Regions from separate parts of the Homo sapiens genome. Here region 1 is linked to region 2. The links are chromatin contacts, found by Hi-C or POLR2A ChIA-PET in ENCODE. All regions are on one chromosome and are shown on one strand. Each heading gives the region's core, a stretch centred on a gene start or an enhancer-like site at or near the end of the contact. The rest is flanking DNA. Distances are from core to core; before and after follow the strand shown. Region 1 holds the start of SNAPIN (SNAP associated protein). Region 2 holds the start of PIP5K1A (phosphatidylinositol-4-phosphate 5-kinase type 1 alpha).

Region 1 (7,296 bases), core at 1,618-4,117, 2.5 Mb before region 2:
AAAAAAAAAGTAGAGGCCTCAGCTCATTTGTGAAAGGAAGCAAGAGCCATAATTAATGTAAGTCCTTTGGGAACCTCATTCTGGCTGTGTGTAGGTTTCCTGGGGCCCCTACATAAATGGGTAAGACGAAGTGCTTCAAACAAACTGTACGGCTCCCTTTTTAATGTCTGAAGGTCTATGGGGACTGTCTCCTAGGATCTTTGCATGTCTGTTGAAACAAGGCAGCTGGGGAACAGTACTTGTGCTACTGAGTCCATAGGCTCATCTGTTATTTGCCTGGGGAGCCAGGGGGGTAAATTCCCGAATCCAGCATTGCTCTCCTGCGGGCTGTTTCCTTGGCAACACTGTGGTTTAGCCGTCTCAGTCGTTCCTACAAGACAAGGAAGGTTTGGAATCTTAACCACTGTGAAAGGCTTGAGAGTGTAAGTGAACTAGGTGCTGAAAAATACCGGGCGTGATCTACCTCAAAGTCAGTCTTCAAAAGTATATATAAGAATGTAGGCCGGGCATGGTGGCTCACACTTGTAATCCCAGCACTTTGGGAGGCTGAGGCGGGTGGATTACCTGAGGTCAGGAGTTCAAGACCAGCCTGACCAACATGGTAAAACCCGTCTCTACTAAAAAATACAAAAAAATTAGCTGGGCATGGTGGCGGGTGCTTGTAATCTGAGGCAGGAGAATCGCTTGAAACCGGGAGGTGGAGGTTGCAATGAAATGAGATCGTGCCACTGCACTCTAGCCTGGGTGACAGAGGGAGAACTCCATCTCAAAAAAAAAAAAAAATGTAGGCCAGGCATGGTGCTCATGCCTATCCCAGCACCATTTAGGAGGAAGTGGCAGGAAGATCACTTGAGCCCAGTTTGAGAACAGCCTGGGCACCATAGTGATAGCCTGTCTTTTTTTTTTTTTTTTTTTTTTCCCGAGACGGAGTTTCGCTCTTGTTGCCCAGGCTGAAGTGCAATGGTGCGATCTCAGCTCACCGCAACCTCCGTCCCCCGGGCTCAAGTGATTCTTCTGTCTCAGCCTCCCAAGTAGCTGGGATTACAGGCATGCGCTACCACGCCCAGCTAATTTTGTATTTTTAGTAGAGACGGGGTTTCTCTATGTTGGTCAGGCTGGTCTCCAACTCCCAACCTCAGGTGACCTGTCCACCTCGGCCTCCCAAACTGCTGGGATTACAGGCAAGAGCCACCGCGCCCAGCCGATCCTGTCTTTTTATTTAAAAAAAAAAAAAAAAAGGCCAGGCAGGCCGGGTGCAGTGGCTCACGCCTGTAATCCCAGCGTTTTGGGAGGCCCAGGCAGGTGGATCACTCGCATGCAGGAGTTTGGGACCAGCCTGGGTAACATGGTGAAACCCTGTCTCTAGAAAAAATACAAAAATTAGCTGGACATGGTGGTGCATGCCTGTAGTCCCAGCTACTTGGGAGGCTGAGGTGGATGGATCGCTTGAGCCTGGGAGGTAGAGGCTGCAGTGAGCCTTTATCATGCCACTGCACTCCATCCTGGGTGATAGACCTTGTATCATAAAAATAAATAGCCAGGTGTGGTGGTTCACTCCTGTAGTCTCAGCACTTCGGGTGGCCAAGGTGGGAAGCTCACTTGAGCCCAGGAGTTCCAGACCAGCCTGGGCAACATGGAGAAACCCTACTTCTACAAAAAAATACAAAAATTAGCTGGGCGTTGTGCACGCTTGTAGTCCTAGTTACTCGGGAGGCGGAGGCAGAATTGCTTGAGCCCAGGGGGCGGAGGTTGCAGCGAGCTGAGATTGAGCCACCGCACTCCAGCCTGGGTGACAGAGGGAGACTGTCACACACACACACACAAGAATGTAAATGGCAGCAACTGAATAGTGAGAATGAGACGAATTTTCCTAGGTATTTTTCAAGTACTGGGAGAAGTGAATTTCCCTTTCCCCAAAGAATTTTAAAATTACAGTGGCTTTCACTGTGTTGAGGACTTACAAAAAAGGGCAAAGAATCACTGTTGGTAAGATATTCTTTTACCTGAGCATTCTGTAGAATGTTGTTAACCAAGACAACGCGTCGCCGGGCATTAAGTAGCTTCTTAACATAGGGGTCAAGATCCAGGGCCACCTTCTGATCCTCATTTATGCGGCACAGTTCTGGGGATGGAAGTAAGGTGCAGCTAAGATCTAACGGCTTATCTCTTGTTCTGAGGGAAAGCAGGCTGGTAATGGGATGGAAAACACTTGCACCCAAACGGGCCACAGCCATTAGAGATTTAAGACATCCCTGAAAGGAGGAGTCCTTTGGCAGCCCTGATGCCCTGGAAGCAAGTGACAGAAACTCAGCCCAGGGGTTGGCAAAAACCTAAGGTCCTGAAAGTGGGCTGAAGAATTCCGGGTACACAGGGATGCTCACTCACCTGTGGCTAGGTTGTCAATTTGTTCCCGGAGCTCTACCTGGCTCTCTCTGCAAAGAGGTACAAGGCCTACAAGGTCAGGCAGTTACCGGAGCTCAGGAAACGAACTCCCCTACGTATTTACCAAGTACTGAGAGAAGCCGGCCTCCGCTGAACCCTCCACCTGCGGCCTTCCCGCCTGTCCTCCCCGCCTCGAATCAGTTTCCTAAATTTATGCCCACTCCCAGCCAGAACACTTTCTTGGCCCCGCCCCTACAAAGCCAGAGAGACAGGCCCCGCCCCCAACTTCCCTCCCGGGCACCTGACGGCGTGTACGTGAGAGTCGAGCTGCTGCACAGCGGGTCGCAGGAACTCCAGCAGCCCTTCGGCGAAAAGGTCGCGGCCTGTGGGCCCCGCCACCGGGGTCCCTGCCCCCGATACAGCGGCGGAACCAGCCCCCGCCATCACGAATTGTCCTGAAGCCCGAAACCTGCCGCGAGGGCCGCCGGGAACCGGAGCCGCGCCGCACTGCCCCGCCCCGTGAGGGGGCGCCCGGGAAATGCTGTCTCCACCAAGACACCGGGGTTTCTGGGAAATGGAGTCTAGCGCGAACCGGGCGGGGAGGAGGGCCAGGCCGTAGGAGTAGAGGCCTTGTGGCTGGTCTTGAAAATCTCCAAAGTTCAGGTTGTAGAAAGGAACCAGTTTTTGGAGTGGATACTTTTCGTTTTCTTTAAAGGTGAAAATAAACGCGAATACCTGCAGTTGTCCATAGCCTTCCCATGTTAACTTTATGAGATAGCCGGGCATGGTGGCGGGCACCCAGCTACTTGGGAGACTGAGGCAGGAGAACCGCTTGAACCCGGGAGGCGGAGATTGCAGTGAGCCGAGATCGCGCCACTGCACTCCAGTCTGGGCAACAGAGAGACTCCGCCTCAAAAAAAAAAAAAAAAAAAAAAAAAGCAACCCAAACCAAACAAAAACAAACCAAAAACAAAAACACTTTATGAGAAAGCCACATTATATTCATAGTATCGTTTTCTATTTCTAAAGAGTTTATTGTGGTTGGTTGTTTTTAAGACAAGGTCTCTCTCTGTCGCCTAGGCTGGAGTGCAGTGCCACCGTCTTGGCTCACTGTAGCCTTCACCTCCTGGGGTCAAGAGGTCCTCCTGCTTCAGTCTCCCAAGTAGCAGGGACCACAGGTGTTAGCCACCATGCCTGACTAATTTTTCATTTTCTGTAGAGAAGAGGTCTCACTATGTTTGTTGCCCAGACTGGTCTCGAACTCCTGGGCTCAGGTGATCCTCCCAACTCAGCCTCCTAAAGTGCTGGGATTACAGACGTGAGCCACCACGCCTGGTCTATTTCTAAAGAGTATATTTTTAATGGCATTAAATATGTAAAAAACTGCATGTATCCGAATTTCATTCCTTTTTAAGGCTGAATAATATAAACATGCAGGCAGGGCATGGTGGCTCACTCCTGTAATCCCAGCACTTTGGGAGGCTGAGGCGGGAGGATCACCTGAGCCCAGGAGTTCGAGATCAGTCTGGGCAACAAACCTAGTGAGACTCTGTCTCTACAGGAAATAAAAAATTAGCCAGGCGGCCAGGCGCAGTGGCTCACGCCTGTAATCCCAGCACTTTGGGAGGCCGAGGCGGGTGGATCACGAGGTCAGGACATCGAGACCACGGTGAAACCCCATCTCTACTAAAAATACAAACAATTAGCCGGGCGCAGTGGCGGACTCCTGTAGTCCCAGCTACTCGGGAGGCTGAGGCAGGAGAATGGCGTGAACCCGGGAGGCAGAGCTTGCAGTGAGCCCTGATCGCGCCACTGCACTCCAGCCTGGGCGACAGAGCGAGACTCCATCTCAAAAAAAAAAAAAAAAAAAAAAATTAGCCAGGCATGGTGGCTCACAGCTGTGGTCCCCGCTACTTGGGAGGCTGAAGTAGGAGGACCTTGAGCCTAGGAAGTTGAGGCTACAGTGAGCCAAGATCGTGGCACTGCATGCACTTCAGCCTGGGTGACAGGGTGAGACCCTGTCTCAAAAAATAAAAATTAAAAAAAATTTTTTTTTGAGACCGAGTCTTGCTCTGTCACCCAGGCTGGAGTGCAGTGGTGCAATCTCGCTCACTGCAAGCTCCGCCTCCCGGGTTCATGCCATTCTCCTGCTTCAGCCTCCCGAGTAGCTGGGACTACAGGCGCCCACCACCACGCCCGGCTAATTTTTTGTATTTTTAGTAGAGATGGGGTTTCACCACGTTAGCCGGGATGGTCTCGATCTCCTGACCTCGTGATCCACCCGCCTCGGCCTTCCAAAGTGCTAGGATTACAGGCATGAGCCACCGCGCCCGGCCATAAAAATAAATTTTAAAGTTTCCTTAGTTCACTTATTTTTCCTTTCATTTTTAGAGACAAGGTCTCACTCTGTTGCTGAGGCTGGAGTGCAGTGATGTTATCATAGCTCACTGTAACCTCAAACTTCTGGGCTCGAGCCATCCTCCTGCCTCAGCCTCCTAAGTAACTGGGACTACAGTCACCTGCCCCCATGCCTGGCTAATTTTTTAAATTTTTTTGGTACAGGCAGGGTCTCCCTATGTTGCCCAGGCTGTTCTCGAACTCCTGGCCTCAAGACACCCTTCCATGGTTTTCTTTTTCCCTGAGAATTATGAAGACAATGATTCCTTCCTTAGTTTAGTTCGGTTTGGTTTTTCATGGCTTTCCAGATAATTTACATCTGTCTCCTAGGCTCTAATGTGTTCCCGTGGCTCCCAATTCCCTAGGCCATGGGGAAGGATGTATGAGCAGAAATGCTCCTGGAGGACAGGCAAAGGCATCCATAGTGATAAATGGGCACCAGAACGTTCAGCTTTGAGCTTCATCTTCAGTAATAAAGGAAGATAAGGCATTTGAATCACTGTGAGATTTGGTGGTCAGCAGCTCTAAACCTAAGACCCCAACTGTGATAACTTTTTTTTTATTATTATTTTTTGTAGAGACGAGGCCTCCCTATGTTGCCCAGGCTGGTCTTGAACTCCTGCATCAAGCAGTCCTCCCACCTCGGCCTCCCAAAGTGCTGGGATTACAGGCGTGAGCCACCAAGCCCAGCCCCAACTGTGATAACTTTTAAAACCTTATACACTTACACTGGGTGGGGTGGCTCATGCCTGTAATCCCACCACTTTGGGAGGCTGAGGCGGGAGGATTGCTTGAAGCCAGGAGTTCAAGACCGGCCTGTGCAACATAGGGAGACTCCCATCTCTACAAAAAAATTAATAAAAAAAATAACTGGGCATGGTGGCACACACCTGTAGTTCCTGCTACTCGAGAGGCTGAGGTGGGAGGATCACTTGAGCCTGGGAGGTAGAGGTTGCAGTGAGCTGTGATCATGCCACTGCACTCCAGCCTGGGTGAAAGAGCAAGACTCTGTCTCACACACACACACACCAAAAACCACCTTATACACTTTTTGTCGTTGATTACGTTTGTATCCCTGTATCTTCCTCTCTGGTGATTAGAGGTAAAGCTCTTGCGAGAGGCTAGGAGCTTATTTTGGGAGTAAGTGGCAAGGCAACTGCAACCTGCTTCACAGTCAGGCCTTGGGAAAAGGAAGCCCAGGGGAGAAAGTAGTGACAGTGTTGAAGAGGAATGGAAAAGTGTTGAAATCTCTGAGGCTTGTACTGCAAAGAGAGAACAGGTGTTGACCTGGGCTGGGAGAGGGCCTTGGAGGTTGATGGCCCACTGTTTGCACAAGAAGCCCTTGTGTGTTAGGCCACTGTCCTTTCAGGTGCCTCTTCAATTCTTTAGATTAAATACTCCCTATTGCCGGATTTAGCAAACAGAATAAACAAAACACTTGGGACACCAGGTAAATTTGAATTTCAGATAAACAACAGTTTTTTTTTTTTTTTTTTTTTGAGATAGAGTCTTGCTTTGTTGCCTGGGCTGAAGTGCAGGGGTATGATCTCAGCTCACTGCAACCTCCACCTCCGGGTTCAAGCAATTCTCCAGCCTCAACTTCCCGAGTAGTTGGGATTACATGCGCCCGCCCCCATGCCTGGCTCTTTTTTTTTTTTTTTTAGATGGAGTTTCACTCTTGTTTCCCAGGCTGGAGTGCAGTCGCGCGATCTCGGCTCACTGCAACCTCTGCCTCCCGAGTTCAAGCAATTCTCCTGCCTCAGCCTCCTGAGTAGCTGGGCTTACAGGTGCCTGCCACCACGCCTGGCTAATTTTTGTATTTTTAGTAGAGACGGAGTTTTACCATGTTGGCCAGGCTGGTCTCAAACTCCTGACCTCAGGTGATCCACCCGCCTTGGCCTCCCAAAGTGATGGGATTACAGGCGTATGCCACCGTGCCCAGCAACAACAAATAATTTTTTAGTATGGTTATCTAGTAATCTGACTTCAAAGGCTGGTTCTCTGAGGAAAAGCATGTGTTTTGTTTTTATGCTTTCCTTTTTCTTGAACTTTATTTCTCATGGGGTCTATTGCAAAGGCCTCCTGACTGATCTTGCCTGTAGTCTCTATATTCCAGGTCAGTCTGCATTCTGAAATACCAGTCAGATTTCATAATACCCCTGCTTAGAGAAAAGTAGTGCTGAAAGGAATTTTAGACTCTGTCCTTTGTTCCTGGGACACTTGTGAGGAAAACTGGACAAGGGTCTTGAAGAATCCCTGAAATTTGATAAGAGGTTGAAGGCCAGTGCTAGTGTAATTTTTCATTCTCTAAACATTTATCACACTTTAGGCCCAAGGTATTCAGCACAAAAGCCCCTTCCTGCCTGCCTTCACCTGTATCGTATAGCTGTGGCCCTCCTCCAGGCCTTGGCTTTTCCAGAGAGACTGAAGATGCAGGTCCTAAGAATGCCCCTTCCCATCCAACTACTGCACATACAACCACCATGCTGTTTGTATGTCAGGGTCCAATGAAGAGAG
Region 2 (6,515 bases), core at 3,923-6,422:
GCCTTCCGAGTAGCTGGGACTACAGGAGTGTGCCACCATGACTAGCTAATTTTTGTATTTTTAGTAGAGACGGGGTTTCACCACGTTGGTTAGGATGGTCTCCATCTCTTGAGCTTGTGATCCGCCCACCTCGGCCTCCCAAAGTGCTGGGATTACAGGCGTGAGCTACTGCTCCTGGCCTTTTTTTTTTTTTTGAGATGGAGTTTCACTCTTGTCCCCCAGGCTGGAATGCAATGGTGTGATCTTGACTCATTGCAACCTCTGTCCCCCGGGTTCAAGCAATTCTCCTGCCTCAGCCTCCTGAGTAGCTGGGATTACAGGTGCCTGCCACCACACCCGGCTAATTTTTGTATTTTTAGCAGAGACAGGGTTTCACCATGTTGGCCAGGCTGGTCTCAAACTCCTGACCTCAGGTGATCCGCCTGCCTTGGCCTCCCAAAGTGCTGAGAATATAGGTGTGAGCCATTGTACCCAGCCTCAAGTGCTTTTCCTTGAGGAAGTCACACATGATTTTACTCCACAACTCTTATTTCATAGGAGCAGTGTACACCTTAGTATCCTATCCCTTCTAACCCAACCACTAACTTCAAATCAAGCCTCCAAGACAGAAATTCTTTACTCTCCTCATGGTGGTAAAAAGGGCATAAAGTAAGGCCAGCGGCGGCGGCTAAAGCCTGTATGTACCTCAGCACTTTGCAAGGCTGAGGCGAGAGGATCACCTGAGGTCAGGAGTTTGAGACCAGCCTGACTAACATGGTGAAATCTGATCTCTACTAAAATACAAAAATTAGCCAGACGTGGCAGGTGCCTGTAATCTCAGTTACTTGGGAAGCTGAAGCAGGAGAATCGCTTGAACTCTAGAGGCTGAGGCTGCAGTGAGCCAAGATTGCTCCACCGCACTCCAGCCTGGGCGACAGAGAGAGACTCCCTCTCAAAAAAAAAAAAAGACTTTACTGGCAGGGCATGGTGGCTCACGCCTGTAATCCCAGCACTATGGGAGCCCGAGATGGGTGGATCACCTGAGGTCAGGAGTTTGAGACCAGCCTGGCCAACATGGTGAAACCCTGTCTCTACTAAAATACAAAAATTAGTCAGATGTGGTGGCAGGTGCCTGTAATCTGTTACTTGGGAGGCTGAGCAGGCAACTCGCTTGAACCCGGGAGGCTGAGGCTGCAATGAGCCAAGATCACCCCACTGCACTCCAGCCTGGGTGACAAGAGCAAGAGTCCACCTAAAAAAAGAGAAAAAAGATTTTATTTGCGATTGGAAGAGAGTGTTTCTTTGTCTGCATGGTACCAGAGGAATTAGGAAGTTGGCAGGAACAAGTGATGGTTTATGATTTCCTGAATTGTTAAAGGCTAGAAGGCTGGCCCTGTAGAAATTCAAGAAGTGTGCGTGTCAACCACCCTAAAACCATTTACTGTTCTTAGCTGTTTAGCTGAACTCCACTTAAGTTTTGGTGAAACTCTGAAATCCTAAAGGACAATGTTCTCTGACAATGCTGAAAATGGATATAAAACAAAAATGTCATAGCCAAGGACATATTGACAGTTTTTGATAAGCCACTCACAACTTCTAGGCACTCCCAATCTTCTGGCATTTAAATTGGGAAGGAGAGGTTATTTAGGAGAGTTTGTTCCCTGCCAATATTAAAGATAGTTTCACCATTAAGCTGTCAGCTTTTACACTGTTGACAAGTGAAATACACAGAGTAAAGCAAACCATAAGCTCTAAGAGATGTTTAACTACTTTTGCTATTGGAGCAATTACCATGTTTGGATTTGGTGGAGGCCATTATAATCTTTCCATAGTCCATCAAGAGCTTGAAATTTAGCCACTTTTTGCCCCCTTTTTTTTGTTTTGAGACAGAGTCTTGCTCTGTCACCCAGACTGGAGTGCAGTGGTGTGATCTCGGCTCACTGCAACCTCTGCCTCCCGGGTTCAAGCAATTCTCCTGACTCAGCCTCCTAAGTAGCTGGGATTACAGGCCTGCGCCAACATGCCTGGCTAATTTTTTTGTATTTTTTAGTAGAGATGGGGTTTCACCATGTTGGCCAGGCTGGTCTCGAACTCCTGACCTTGCGATATGCCTGTAATCCCAGCATTTTTGGAGGCCGAAGTGGGCGGATTACTTGAGGTCAGGAGTTCAAGACTAGTCTGGCTGACATGATGAAACCCCATCACTACTAAAAACACAAAAAAATAAAATAGCCAGGCATGATGGCACATGCCTGTATTCCCAGCTACTTGGGAGACTGAGTCAGGAGACTCATTCGAAGCTGGGAGGCAGAGGTTGCAGTAAGCCAAGATGGCACCACTGCACTCCAGCCTGGGTGACAGAATGATACTCTGTCTCAAAAAAAAAACCACAAAAACATTTATACAATCTGTATTATTAACTGTTAGTGAGAGGATCTGACAGAAAACATAAAGACCTACAAAAATACCAAAGAGTACAAAGCAAACACCTGACTTAATAGTTGAGAAGTTTGTTTATGGACCATACACAACCCTTCTTCTTTCTGGGTTGGGGATTAGAGGGGAAGCAGGTTTCAAATTAAGGAGCTACTCTATTAAAAATAAAAACCCAGGTGGGGCACGGTGGCTCACGCCTATAATCCCAGCACTTTGGGAAGCCAAGGCGGGCGGATCACAGGGTCAGGAGATCGAGACCATCCTGGCTAACACGGTGAAACCCCGTCTCTACTAAAAATACAAAAAACAAAATTAGCCAGGCGTGGTGGTGGGCGCCTGTAGTCCCAGCTACTCGGGAGGCTGAGGCAAAAGAATGGCGTGAACCCGGGAGGCAGAGCTTGCAGTGAGCCGAGATGGCCCCACTGCACTCCAGCCTGGGCGACAGAGCGAGACTCCGTCTCAAAAATAAATAAATAAATAAATAAATAAATAAATACCCTGTCACTTTTACTTTATCCTATTTCATGCTTATAATGCAGCATGAGTTGTTCTGGTCCCCTAATACTTTTATAGGAAAGGTAAAAAATCCCCTCTCAACAAACTAAAAATAGAGATTTATTAAAAATAAATAAAACTGCAGCTTATTAAGAAGATATGTGTGACTAGATATTTCAGCATCTGAGCTGGAATGTGAAAGGTGGAAGGAACCCTATTCAGCAAATTCTAAACAGCAAAAACGCAACACCAGGCCTGAGGAAATACCAAAATCTCAAGCAAAGCATCCAACATCTGGCAGCGTCTATTCCAGTGTAGAAGCAGCAGTTACTGTGAAACACCAGACACTTCTGATGGAAGCGCTCAGTTTCTGACTCACCTCCCGCCCCCCCACCCGACACACATACACACACTTTCTCCCCTACACACAATCTACTGCTTTTCTTGTGAGCCTCCTCAGCCCTCCCTCAATCTTCATTCGTTTTTAACTATTAATACGCTGAGCTCTCTACATTAACCTGGCTCCATTCTCCAAATTCCAATCTCCTGATACAGCGTAAGCATTCTTCCAGTCCATTTTTCTATTATGCAATACTCCCCCACAACACTTACAGTCACCCCCCCACCCATCTTTCTTCTTCTCAGGCCTAATTTCCAAAACATCACTTCTCGCAGTCTCTACTGCAATTCAAGACTCCATTCCATCTTTCCCATCTGTTTTTAAGGTCTTTGACCTTAATTTCCTACATTCCTTAGACTCTCTTCAAAATTTCCATTCCTTCCCAAAGTTGGGCAGTTTAGAGTTGGGAATCACCAAAGGAATTAGTCTGAGAAAGTATGTATGTGTGTCTGTGTGCCTGTGCGGCCCTAAGGGTGGGGGTGCGAAGTGAGAAGGGGTGACACATTAGGGGGGAGTATCTGAGGGAAAAGATGGCTTCAACAACTCCCGCCCACCCAACAAAATTCACGATTCCCTACCTCTCCAGAAATCGAAAGCGTCCAATAACTTTTCGATATCTTTTAAGTCCCATGGCTTCTCTTCAACATTTTCATCCAATTAGCCCACAATCAACTTAGATTCCACCTGCCTCTCACACTAAGTAGTTCTCTCTACTTCTTAGGCCTCCATTTACTTTCTTAGTTTCTCTACTCCCTTCCGTTTCTCTTGTTTCCTACCGCAACTTCTTTTTTTTTTTTTTTGAGACAGGGTCTCACTCTCTCGCCCAGACTGGAGAGCAGTGGCCCAATCTCGGCTCACCGCAAGCTCTGCCTCCCAGGCTCAAGGGATTATCCTGCCTCAGCCTCCCAAGTAGCTGGGATTACAGATGCACGCCACTACTGTCCGGATAATTTTTGTATTTTTAGTAGGGACGAGATTTCTCTATGTTGGCCAGGCTCGTCTCGAACTTCTGACCTCAAATGATCCGCCCGCCAAGGCCTCCCAAAGTGCTGAGATTACAGGCGTGAGCCACCGCGCCGGGCCACCCTACCCCCACCTTCAATCTCCATCCGTCCTCCTCAAAGACAACCAAAGTTTTCGACAACTTCTTAATCAAACTTATCCTTTCCTCAAACTCCTGCCCGCTCATAAATCCCTATTTGAAAGCCCAGCTCGCGCCCACTTACCGGTAACACGTAGGACATTCCCAGCTACAGGTACCCTCTTAGGTCTCGCTCTTCCTCCCATCGCATATTCCTCACCAGCTCCCTACCCACGCCCTGCCGGGCTTACCTGAGGACAAGGTACAGGAAGGGACCGCGGGATCAAAGGATGAAAAACCGACCGAAGACGACGGCCCGGAGGAGGCCGACGCCATCTTAGCAGCCCCCTCCCCCTCAGCGGCCTGGCTCTCTTTCAATCCGGTTCTTCCTCTTCTCGGAATCGAATCTTCCCAACGTCTCTTTACAGAACCCGCGTTCTGTGGGCCACCTCCCCGCCCCCTCCGGGGCCTCCCTCAGACACGTCGAGCCGGCTCCTGGACCAGCTCAAGGCCACACCATTCGCCTGGCATGGGGAAGAACTCACGTCCCGCACCCCCTCCACAAGTTTAACCGCTTTCCACAGGGGATACTTTCCCCTTTCACAGAAGAGTAAGCTTAAGCTGGCTGCTGGGACCTTGCGCCCAGACCAAGCCACATCTGAAAAAAAAACGAGGCATGAAAAGTCCCAAAGGAGCGAACGCCCCTTCTCCGTCCTTCCTAACCACGGCCTGTTAATCGCCCAACCCGGCCGCTTCACTCCGGGTAGCCAAGCAAAAAATCCGAGCACTGCGCATGCGCCCGACCTTCTCGGGGCATCAGCCCACTCATTGGGGAGAAAAAAGGAGCAAAACCAATCGGGAGGCTGCTAATGGTCACGTGAGGTGGGTCCTCACGCCCTGACGAGTCCACGGGTGGAAGATGTGCGCGCGCGGGTTGGCCGACAGTCCCTACGGTGGCTCGGCAGGTCCTCTTAGGTTCAGTTCTTTGCTAGGACTGGGTCGAGTGATCTGAACTCGGGACAAGAGTCGGTCCGCCAAGTCCTCTGAAATTCCTAACCCAGGAAAGAACTCTCTGCGGGAGTACTGGTGTCAAGTCAGAGACGTTAAGGTGTCGAATATCACAAAACATTTAATACCACCAAGAACTCTTCTTAGTCTTTTTCCTGTTTTACTACTCTTGTTTACTATTTGATTAAACGTGCGTGCATGTCTTACCTTCCTCGGAATGGCATTCGAAATAGATCTGTGTTTTGTTTGCCTCAAGCACAAAGTTAGGCACTGCACAGTGACGGAGTTCAGTAAATATTTGATGCATGAATCAGTGAAGACCTGTCAAAAAAGGGCACGGGAGGCTATCAGGGACTTATCACAACCTTCCCGCGACCCAACCCCTTTAGCCTCCAACTGTCAATTATCTGTGCTCCAAAGGGCATGGAGATACACAGAAAAATTTCTCCCATTGTAGTCTTCGTAGTAACTGCTCGTTTTTAACAAAGTACCCCGTAGGCTATGAACCCTGGTGGGAAGACCAGTCTCTCTGAGCAGACTGTAAAACTTCTGGGGAGCAAGGACTGTGTTTGGTTCACTCTTGTATCTCCAGCTCCTCCAGTGACTTCGTACATAGTAGGGGCTCCATAATTATCTGTGGAATGAATAAATAAAGAGGAATGGTAAAACATTCGGGGTAAGAGTCGGTCAGATAGATCCTCTCAAACTCATGGCCCATGAAATAACTCCATTAAAACAGGTTTTGTGGCCGGGCGCGGTGGCTCACGCCTGTAATCCCAGCACTCTGGGAGGCCGAGGCGGGTGGATCACGAGGCCAGGAGATCGAGACCATCCTGGCTAACACGGTGAAACCCCGTCTCTACTAAAAATACAAAAAATTAGCCGGGCGTGGTGGCGGGCGCCTGTAGTCCCAGGCTACTCGGGAGCCTGGGGCAGGAGAATGGCATGAACCTGGGAGGCGGAGCTTGCAGTGAGCGGAGATCGCGCCACTGCACTCTAGCCTGGACGACAGAGCGAAACTGTCTCAAAACAAAACAAAACAAACAAACAAAAAAAACAGGTTTTGTAACCCCCAGAATGACCTGGTTATCCTCTTTCCAGATGTCTTGTGGGTCC

Evidence for each region. A loop is a pair of places that touch in the nucleus more often than their neighbours do. ChIA-PET counts read pairs that join two places held with the same protein, here RNA polymerase II (POLR2A). Pooled maps may share reads with other maps.
Region 1: a loop to region 2 is called in a pooled map, with 2.8 times the contacts of the local background. The contact joins the promoter of SNAPIN here to the promoter of PIP5K1A in region 2. A Hi-C loop is called at or near these places in 2 of 50 pooled maps. POLR2A ChIA-PET finds 5 or more read pairs at or near these places in 2 of 52 experiments (K562 and activated CD4-positive, alpha-beta T cell).

The regions. Positions count from the first base shown.
Region 1 is chr1:153,654,274-153,661,569 of GRCh38, reverse strand. It overlaps SNAPIN (SNAP associated protein), which reads right to left and starts at 2,867. Exons shown (of 4, transcript NM_012437.6): 1 at 2,684-2,867; 2 at 2,386-2,432; 3 at 2,004-2,122; 4 at 1-370. The coding sequence starts at 2,826. The coding sequence ends at 269. RefSeq lists an enhancer at 3,022-3,101.
Region 2 is chr1:151,197,209-151,203,723 of GRCh38, reverse strand. It overlaps PIP5K1A (phosphatidylinositol-4-phosphate 5-kinase type 1 alpha), which reads right to left and starts at 5,172. Exons shown (of 16, transcript NM_001135638.2): 1 at 4,643-5,172. The coding sequence starts at 4,727. It overlaps LOC124904419 (a long non-coding RNA gene), which reads left to right and starts at 5,199. Exons shown (of 2, transcript XR_007066620.1): 1 at 5,199-5,273; 2 at 5,384-5,617. RefSeq lists enhancers at 4,695-4,774, 4,875-5,074.